2 separate regions of the Mus musculus genome follow, and region 1 is linked to region 2. A link is a loop called in an ENCODE intact Hi-C map of the cell type or tissue named here. Cell type or tissue: gastrocnemius. All regions are shown on one strand. Each heading gives the region's core, and the rest is flanking DNA. Links, peaks and the distances in the headings are about the cores only.

Evidence for each region. A loop is a pair of places that touch in the nucleus more often than their neighbours do. Peaks named below come from ENCODE experiments on the same cell type or tissue, not always from the same donor. Only the 100,000 strongest peaks of a DNase experiment are listed, where the experiment ranks them.
Region 1: it touches region 2 in a loop (4-fold over the local background); 3 of 42 quality-filtered maps call a loop at or near these places.

The regions. Positions count from the first base shown.
Region 1 is chr1:12,799,790-12,805,169 of GRCm38, reverse strand. All of the region lies in intron 5 of Sulf1 (sulfatase 1), which reads right to left. Among named protein-coding and RNA genes, the nearest start is that of Sulf1, 110 kb to the right of the region's middle. In gastrocnemius, for the core only: no CTCF peak of the experiment used is centred there; no DNase peak of the experiment used is centred there.
Region 2 is chr1:12,718,101-12,723,480 of GRCm38, reverse strand. All of the region lies in intron 1 of Sulf1 (sulfatase 1), which reads right to left. Among named protein-coding and RNA genes, the nearest start is that of Sulf1, 28 kb to the right of the region's middle. In gastrocnemius, for the core only: no CTCF peak of the experiment used is centred there; a DNase peak (open chromatin) is centred at 3,080; H3K4me3 peaks cover 3,272 bases; H3K27ac peaks cover 3,607 bases.

The DNA of each region.
Region 1 (5,380 bases), core at 247-5,246, 82 kb before region 2:
AAAGGAAAGATTATTTTCTTGTGTGAGATGATTAATCATAAACATATGCAGAGATAGGAAATTAGGTCTTGAAAGGTGACAGAGAAATGGAAATTCATCAGATGACGGTGTCCCCCGAGCTTCGCCTGTACACAGTTTCTCAGGCTTGGTCAGTGTGACATCTGCACACTCTGATTTCCAGTAAATGTATGTAGAACTGAAATACATGGATTGTCATGATCAGAGTGCTCTTGGGGATCTACTTCGTAGGGCCAGCCTGGAATAAAAGCAGAATATATTCCTTTGTTCAGTCAACTGGGAAACGGAGAAAGTCAGACTAAGAGATCAGGCATGTGATAGCCATGTGAGGACTGGGGCACTGAAAGCCGTTCTTGGTGACAAAATTACATTGTGTTGCTTTTTATTTGAGCAATGAGTCACAAAATCTCCACAGAGAAGTTCACCTTGCTTTTCACATATCCACAGAGCAAGCTTTCCTAAGCTTCCAGGTCCTCCCTCACCGAGTAGAGCACCCCAGAGAGGCACTCCACTTCTACTGTCTTCTTTATCCCAATCTGGTCTTGAATCAAGGCCAGGGCAAACTCTGTTTCCCTCAAAGACTTGTCTTGAACCCTGAATTCTGTACCCTGTAGCTCTAATGCGCCTTCCCTTTCCTCTTGGAATCATAGTCTGGTTCATGAGGAAGCTTTGTCCCTTTTGATAGACTCTTTCTACTTTATTTATTTATTTTGGTCATCTATCTATGTATCCATGTATGTATCCATGTATGTACGTATGTATGCATCTATCTATCTATCTATCTATCTATCTATCTATCTATCTATCTATCTAACTATCTATGAGGCAATGTCTGGCTATGTGACCCAGACTGGCCTTGAATTGTCATTTTTCCTGACTCTGTCTCCTAAGTGCTAAGACTAGAGCAATGAACCTCTGTGTCTACTTTTGCCTCACCCTGTGGCCTGCCCACCATCCCTGTTCAGTACAGGGCTCCACCAATGTTTCCTACACTGAGCCTCATGTACCAAGTATATTCCAGAGAGTTTATACGTTCTGGACTTAATAAAAAATATGTTTGTACTTTAGTTCAAAATTTAAAAGCTGATTTGTTCTAACATGCTTCTATAGAATATAGTTCCTTAAGGTGTCTTAAGTTTATGTTATTCCTTAAGCGTTATTTTCTTTGAAAACAATCTCAGCCGGGCGGTGGTGGCGCACGCCTTTAATCCCAGCACTCGGGAGGCAGAGGCAGGTGGATTTCTGGGTTCGAGGCCAGCCTGGTCTACAGAGTGAGTTCCAAGACAGCCAGGGCTACACAGAGAAACCCTGTCTCAAAAAAAAAAAAAACAAAACAAAACAAAAAAAAAAAACACAAAAAAAAAAAACAAAAAAGAAAAAAACAAAACAAAACAAAAAACAAAACAAAAAGGAAAGAATCTTGACTTGAGTCTGAGAAACATACCACTTTGGGGCTGGAGAGATGGCGCTGTAGTTAAGAGCACTGACTATGCTTCCAGAAGACCTGGGTTCAATTCCCAATACCCACACCCACAACTGTCTGTAACTCACGTTCTAAGGGATCTCACACTTTCACAAAGAAATACACGCAGGCAAAACACTAATGCACATAACATAGATAGATAGATAAATCAGGAAGGAAGGAAGGAAGGAAGGAAGGAAGGAAGGAAGGAAGGAAGGAAGGAAGGAAGGAATAGAAACTAAAAGATGCACAGTATGCTGGTTTCTTTGTTGGAGGAATGTTTTCTTGTGGACCGTGTAAGCAAGTGAAGGACCAAGTGCCCCACCTACCCAGTGTCTGTAGTTTGATGATCCTGCCCAGCTCCCAATCAGGTTGATGAGTGTAGAACAAAATGTCAGGTGTCTGCCTGTGTGACACTTCTGGCTTCCTCTCCAGGCTAGAATTACAAAATGGTTTCCCCTTTCTAACAAAGCACAGTAGAATTCAATCTGAGAAGCAGCCCAGACCCTTGTTCCTGCTCGTTCTGAGTTCAGAAAGAGGCTGTGCTGGGAGCTTGTGCTTAACCCTGCCCTGCTCTGTCTTCCTCCTTATCCCTAAGGGCCTCACCCTACTTTTTTACCCATTTGCTTTCAGAGAGGTTTTGTAAAAGAGCATAGCATAGCAATTGGACTTTGTAGCTGAGAGCAGGCTTTGCAGGCACCTAAAGGCTTGCTCCCATCTCCTCCTTCCTACACCGCTCTGAAGAACCTGAGCGGGAGAAGCATAATGGTAGGGTGTTGTGTGGGCCGAAGAGCCTGATCAAGAGGTAAAGGACCTAAAACAGTGCTTGACATATACTGGGGCTTCTCACACAATCCCATATTTTAAGTACTTTACCATTTTCTGGTTGAAGGACACCTTGCTCTATGACTTACTTTGTAGAAACCAAGTATCTCTCCTGTGGTTTCCATTTTCCTTAGCTGATTTTCAAACCTTCCCCGCTCCTTTCGGTGCTCCCGCCTTCAGGGCAGCCATGCCCAGTCATGCCTGCCTTTCCTTCGTGGCTGGACTTTTTAGGTCACTTTGTACCATTTCTAGCCATTACTACAGTGAGTGCCCCTTGCCTTAATCCTTCCCTTATAAATGACGCCTTCATGTCTGTTAACAGTTCTTGCCATTGCCTTCAGAACTGCCTCCAAGTCTTTGTGTTCATGGAGTGTGAAAAATGTATTCAGGATTCCAGATGTGCTGTTGCCGACCACATTCACTGCAAGAGTGCCCAGGCCCAGGATGGCAGCACAACTTAGTCTCATCATTTTGGAGCCTCCAGCCATCTCTAACCATCCCCTGGCTTCTCTGGATATAAAATGTCTTGGCAGTGCTCTACACTTGATTTTATGGGCTTCCAGTCAATCTGCTCCATGCGTATTATTCACCTATGTCTCTCTCTAAAGTGAACTTGATTCCCAGGTCCATACTACCATGCCAATGGCTTGGGTATAAGTACTGAATTTTCTTCCTCCTTCCAGTAACGGTGTTGTTAGAGTTACCCAACGTGGACATGGCTTTCAGAACCATTTTGTTCCTTTAGGCATTACCACTGGCCTTCACAGCTGTGTAAGGTAGTGGCTGAAGCTGGAAAGAAGAAGTAAGAAAGACTGGATTATAACTGTTAGTGTGTGTGTGTCAGGGGAGGGGGGGAGGTGTCATACAACTTCTGCTTAGGTTAATCTACTGCATTAGAAAAAAATGCATTCACTGTCTGAAGAAAATCCTTTGTTACATCATAGTAACTGTAAAAGATGTGGTGCTTAGAAAAATTGAACCTTATTTAGTATAGTGAATGATGTTGTCATGACATTTTAATGCCTGAGGCACTTTTATTGTAGTGACTATGACATAATTGAGAACTGTGTTACTTTGTGATGCATCTGTACTTATGAATTTGGGCTACTCAAATGGAGTGGAAGCATCTTGAAGAATGGACTCTTGCCTCTTTATATCCCAGGGTCTGGTGTACCCGCAGTATGCCTTGGTCCAATAGATATATATAACATTTCACTTTTCTGTGCCTAATAAAAATCTATAACATCATCATCCATACAAATGAGAGTATTAGCTTGTCTTACCTTAGAAAACTCTCAATTAATTCCTTTACTAGAGAGTAAACAAGCTCATACAAGTAAAATAAATCTGTAAAAAGGCACAGAATGAAAACATAGGTAATTTTATGTAAATTAATTTATCACAGGAAGAAAATATACAACAAAGCCAAGTATGGCACCATTTGTCTGTAGTGGAGGCTGACCTGAGAGGATAGCTTGAGAATGGGGGTCAAAGACCAGCCTGTGAAACACAGTGAGATACCAGCCCACAATTAATTAAAATTTTCATTGCAGATTTCTTCCACTTAAAGCATGAAATAGAACAGATTTGTCAAAAATTCAGCTCATGTGATTTCCTATACTGTTTATAACTGCATTTTTTAACAACATAATTGAAAGGATCAAGGTAATTTCAGCAAGCATAGCAGACCTGCAGTGTAATTTTGGACAGGTAAAAAAACTGTATGTCAGGAAACTGGTGTGCATTCCTCAGGCAGATCGTGGGCAGAGAGAGAAGTGGCCGTGACCCTTCAGCTTTGCTTTGGTTTCTTTCCCTTCCACTCAGCGCAGCCTCCCCACCATGCATGATTTTTCTCTTTAACCTTATGGTTTGGGGCTCAGTTTTATACTAACATCTATCCCGTCATAATTTTTAGCAGACTTCAGGCAGAACGCTTGAGTTTTTGTGACAGACAAGCCATGGCCTTTCTCACTTCATTCCTCAGGACAGAACGCAATAGGTGCGGCGCTGTGTTTTTCCCTTCTTGGACTTTTGGCTTTCATGAACTCACATTTTCCATGAGTAAAGTTAGAAACATTTAGGCTACAACCAGTCCAAAAATATGCCTAAGTTCTGAAAGAGGAAAGTCATGTCATACAAGAGTAAATATAATACTGGATCGATTCATTTCATTTAAACCTGTGTATTCTGGGTGTCTCCCAAAATAAGCCTCTTAGTAATTTGTCTTTTTAGAGTTGTTTTTCCTAAGACTTATCACTGCTTTGCGTTTTGCTCTAGATGGAGATTCACATGTCACATTATTTCAATTTCCCCTGTTATTCTTAAGTCTACAGTTAAATATTCCAAATAGTATGTTCATAATTAGGAAAGCAGCAACCAATTATTTCCCCCCACTGGTTTAGTGTCATGGCTTTATCACAGACCACCTCTGCAACTGGGGTAATATTCCAAGCTGAGCCCTGCCCTCCTAAGCCTTGGTGATAGCTCTATCCCCAAGAACACCTCTGTCTTGTAGTTATAAATTTATTGCTGGGAAAAATACAGGGTTAGACTCATTGGTGACTAGATATGGTGGCATATGCCTGTAATGCCAGCATTTAGAGGTGAGGGGTTAGGAGTCACCCTGTGCTGTAGGAACAAACAGACAAAACTCTTCAATGAATGCTCTCTAGTTTTAGCCAACCCAACACAATACATCTGAAGTAAGTACTGGAGGATACTATGCTACCTACAAGCTGCTTCTCTTGCTGGGGATGCAGTGAACTTTGCAATGGCTTTTTTCCACTTTTGCTTCTACAATTACAAAGTTTAGTCCTTCCTCACAGCCTTTCTATATGAATCCATAGCACGTACTTTGTGAGCCAAACTTTGCCAGAACACTAGGTGGGTGTTTCCATTTGTTTCTGCGTGTCAGGGGACTCACTGGTCTACATCTTACGGGGTTCTATGTGTCTGTGAGGCACTTTGGAACAAGGCAGGAGAGAATAGCATGCACAGAAATATGATCCTGAGGACAGCCAGACATAGCGACATATGCCTATAATCCCAGCACTCTGCAGGGAGGGGAGGATGATC
Region 2 (5,380 bases), core at 98-5,097:
CCAAGATTGGAAAAAGTCTCAGCTTCCTGTGTGTTCAGCAGGCCTTTCTGTTTGCCTAAAATGTTAAATTGCCTTCCAACGGCCGCAGCTGGATGGAGTGCCTAGTGAGTAAGTCCTCAGTGCTCTTACAGAAGCCCTGAGTTCGGTTCTCCTCTCCCACCTAAGCAGCTCATAACCACCTGTTAACTATCCCAAGCGATTCCAAGAACTCTGGCGGCATCTGCCTCTCCTCATATGCATGTACTTAAATAATAAGTCCTTAAAGAAGTCAATTATAAATGTCACCAGCCCCTCCTCTGTACTCCCACACTTTGCTGAGGAGTGGCTCGACCTGGCTGGTGGAATTCAGGAGAAATGGTTGCAGTCCTCTTCTGGGCCAGGTAATGAAATACAAGCTTTGGTCTTGGGGTGCCTCCTCCAAAGTGAAGCGCAAGCCGCCTAGGGAGAAGCCTTCTTTTGGATGGGCAAATAGCACCAAATCTTGAATATATGATGCTCCAGAAAGTGCTCCACTCTGCTCAGTGCTCATGGCAAGGTGAAAGCAAACATTTTTTTTCCTTTAAGGCTAAACTAAGGGCACCTAGACATGGCCTATCTCTTGTGAAGTCAATGAGAACATAGTCCAGTAGACAGACAGCAGGGACCAAGAGTTAAGCAACAAATCCAGTGAGCCAGGATACAGACCTTTCTTGGGAACATTAACACAGAAGAGGGAGTAGTCTTTACCTTCCTACTCAACATTGCATAGAGAGGAAAGTCTGCTAATTTTATACGCTTAAAAAGCTGTTTTTAAGATGAAGCAGGGGAGATAGCTCAGTCAACAAAGCATTGCCATTTGGGTGTGAGCACCTGGGATCACTCTCCAGGCTCAGAATAAAAAGCAAGCATGGCAATGGCATGAGCCTGTAATACCAGTGCTGGGAGGATCCCAGGAGCTGATTGGCTAGCCAGCTTAGCCTAACTGGTGAGTCCCAGGTCCCAGTGAGAGACCTTGTCTCCAAAACAAAACAAAATAAAACAAGGTGGATGCAGTCAGTGCCTGAGGAAGACAAACAACCCAGGATGTCCTCTGGTACACACACACACACACACACACACACACACACACACACACACACACACATACATGCTTACACACATTTACACACCCCCACACTTAGACACATACTTAAAAGCTTATTTACACATACCTCACTTACATGCACATAAATACATGCATGTGCTCACACACACTTACACATCTTAAAACACACACACACACACACACACAGAGAGAGAGAGAGAGAGAGAGAGAGAGAGAGAGAGAGAGAGAGAGAGAGAGAGAGACCCCTCTATCTTTATTCAATGGTACAATTCCTTACTAACTGCTAATGTCAATGAACTCTATTCTCAGCTTGCACCTTCTTTTGCTCCATTGTGTCCTCCTCTAGCTAGCTACTCAGTTGCCTACATCTGAAACTACATTAGAAATGTTCTGTCCCTTCATTCTGTTCATCCAGGCCCATGCTATGAATTTTATACCTTCAAAAAATGTCTGGAATCTTAGTCTGTTGTCCACCTTCACAGCCCAGGCCTCACACCTCCCATTTGATCGCAATGGTCTCTCCTCAGTTCTCCTAGTTTGCAGAGTTCTGCTCACTGGCCTTTGCACAGCCCATACTTCATATGGTCAATAGGAGACACAGACAAAATCTTTCTAGGACTCGGGGTGTAGTTCTGGGGTGGAATCCTTGCCTAGCATTTAGAAGGTCCTAGACTTCATCTCCCGTACCGCGAATACAAATAAGCAAGAATATTTCTAAACTATGAGTCACATCTGCTTTCCATTTCCCAGCTCTACAAAAATTCTTTTGTCTCTTCTTTGAGTGAAAAGCAGACCCCAAAATAGTGGACATGGAGGAGTAGGAGTTCTGGGCCACAGATGCTTCCCCCCACTGACCTGGGTTTGCTGCAGGAACAGCAGCCCGAGGAATTAACACTATCAGAGGCTGGGGAGATGGCTCAGTCAGTTAACACTGGCTGCTCTTCCAGAAGACCCCAGTTCAATTCCCAGCCCCTCCATGGCAGCTTACAACTGTCTGTAGCACCAATTATGGGTTATCTGGTACCTTTACTGACATATACAGGCAAAATACCTGTGCACATAAACTAGTAATACCTGCAAGTTTCTTAGTAATATATTCTGGTGGAGCTATAAACTGCAGATCAGAAGCTCGTCTGTGGATGTGTGCCTCACTAGAATTAACATTGTGCTGACATATCTCTCTTGGATTCAATAACCAGGCTATGACTAGTTCATAGACTAGTCTACCTCTCTGTATTGTTCATCAGTGCTCTTCCTTTCTGGAAAGTTCTTCCCGTCAGCTGCTTATTGTTTGAAGCCCAGCCCATCACCATCACCTTGTGAAAGGTCCTGGCTTCCTCAGGCAGAAGTAACAGTCTGAATTGGGCATCTTCTCTCAATCCTGAACACAATTCCTTTTCAGATATATAAAAAAAGCTAACTATTATGGGATTATCTGTTGTTTTGATCTGTTCCTCAGAACAACAACTCTTCCAAGACGAGACACTTTACCCACCTGAGTATTGCTACTGCTTAACACAGCGTGCCATCTATCCATCGAAGAAGTGAAGTAAAAGACGAAAGCAGGGGCTAAAGAAATGGCTCAGGACTTTGGAAGGAGCACTTACTGCTCGCTCTTCCAGAGGACCCAAGTTCAAATCCCAGCATCCACATCAGGTATTTCATAATCACTTGTAATTCTAGCTCCAGGAGGTCCAAAGGCACACATATAAATAAAGATAAATCTTAAAAAAGATGAAAGCAAGAACAAATAGGAAAGCACCAAATGTACTAAAATAGCGCAGTGTTCAAACTACATGCTAGATACTTTTCTATATTACATTACTTCCCGTGCTAGATAATTATTTTTATATTACTTCCTTGTTAAATACTTTTTTATATGATTTCCTTGCTAGATACTTTTCTGTATTTCTTCCTGCACTAGATACTTTTCTGTGCACTTCCTTTCGTCCTTCCAACACTCATCCCCTGGGGATGTGGAGTTTTGGCTCATTTCCTAGAGGTCTTGCTGCTGCCTTATCTTACTGCTGGTCCTCAGGTGACAGTGACACAAACTCCGACTTGAATCTTATCTGCCTGTGTCCCCTCTGCTGTAACTGAGGCTAAGGTTGACATGACAGGGCTGGTCTTTGTAGACCCTGCCTGACATAGAATGTTGATGGATTTCATCCCAATGTAGAGGTAAGAGAACTAGGGCTCAGCTTCAATTGTATCTTACAATTTCTTGATAGTCACAGATAATTTGAAGTAGAAATATAATTTAAATAAGAATTTTAAATTTAATTGAAATAATTGACTTATTCGTTTTTGCATTTTTTTTTTCCTGTGACAAGCTCTTCCATGTATCTTCAGCTGGTCCTGAACTCACGATCCTCCTGGCTCAGGTTTCTGAATGCTGAAATTGCAGGCATTCCACCACATCTGACTTAAAGGAAATCTTTAAAACTTGACAAGGAATCTTTCTATTTGGTCCATTTTGCACATAAAAGAGAGAGAGAGAGAGAGAGAGAGAGAGAGAGAGAGAGAGAGAGCTACTCACACACACACACACACACACACACACAGAGAGAGTGAGAGAGAGAGAGAGAGAGAGCTACTCACATACGCACAACTCTGTTATACAGGACACAAGTCTGTCTAGTGCTGCAAATGACAGCTTAGTGGATTAATCACAATGCTTAGAGCATTCAACCTTAGGCATCCTTGTAGATTTCTAAGTTTTCTTTCACAAAACAGTATTGAGTAATAATAATTTTCCATTTCTCATGATATGAGGAGATACAGTCATGGCTTTACCAATGCAAATTATACAATTACCTCCAACAGAACTTTATTCCCACGGCCTTCCGTTAGCAACAGTAGTTCTACCTGTTCAGAGCATGCACCTCACTCTGTTGCTCTACAGGGCTGGAGAGAGGTGACATCTAAAAGCCACATGCCACATCCCCGAGCTGAATATTTTATGAATGATGCATTCTTTATGGAGAGCAAGTTTAATAATTTGGCTCTGGGCTTTGCCAGCACTTAAGTTGCTTTTGTCCATGCGTCTTTAATATTGAACCATTTGGTCTACAGTGAAAAAAAATTAATGAAAGCTAATGTGCCCACTGAAGTCACTGTGTTTGTTATGTTTACAGAAGCCAGCAGAAGTTTCAAGCCTCCTGTGAAAGTTTATTTCATAGTATAAAAAGAAACGTCAAGCAATTATATTTACCTGAAATTGTGAGTAGCCGAAACAGAGAAACTGAAAATGAAGACAGTTACAATCTCTGCATTGCCCAATGAACCAAGTGAGTAACCAGGTTCCTTCCTGTAAGGACTTGGAGCCAGCCTGCTTGTAATGTAGCCAGGCTAGGCTAGACTAGAATGCACTGGTCAATCTAAGAGCCTCTTCCGGGTGTTATTTTGTCAAGTGAATTATCGTCTGAAATCTTTTTCTCTTCTAGTATTTTTAGGAGAGCCCAAACTGGGAGGGTGGTGAAGTTTGGCTAGAGACACGTTTTCCATCATCTAAGCATCTCATGTAGGGGTAGGATCACAAAACCATAAACTGAACAAGAGGCAGAAAGGAAAACCTGTTTTCTTTTCAGCAAAAGTAGATCATCATACTTACAAAAGTCGCCTTGAAAGTCTTCTCTAGAGAAAAGGCTCGGGAGCAGGGGAGAAGCAGAGGAGCAGAGATTAGGTGGCAGCAGGGACTTCCTTCCTCCTCCTGAATGGGAGAGTCATTGTTCCTTATCGCCCTGACCTCTGCGGGGCTCCAGGAGCCAGGGAGGGAGGCTTGGCCTCTGATCCCAGCCGCCCTCTCTCCTGGCCTCTGGGCCTCGGATTTCCAACTTGCAGATAAAACTGCCCGACCTGACACCAGTTCCAAGATTCATTAGGGACTGACTGCGAAGTGCTTGCAAGATGCAGTTATATAAGCCCGGCGTATTATTATCATCACACACCCCCATAGACCCAGCTCTGCCAGACAAACAAAAGGCAGTTCCAAGAAGAGGAGGAGCAGAGGCACAAGTTCCACTGGGGGTGAATTTCGGGACACTGCTGAACTGACTGGGAAAAAAAAACCACCATCAGGCAACCCAATAGGAGTATGCAAACCTCCGCAAACAAACTGAGTTGCAGCTGGCCGGCTGGGAGGGAGGAGGCGGGGAGGGAGTCAGGGTTTCCAGGCATGCGGTTCTGGCGCTTGGAGCATCCAGTACAGTAGGTAGCTGTGGCAGGACTGAATGGATGAGGAAGATGTGGGCTTTGGAAAACCAGGCATTCCTGAGGCCAAGTACTTTGTAAACA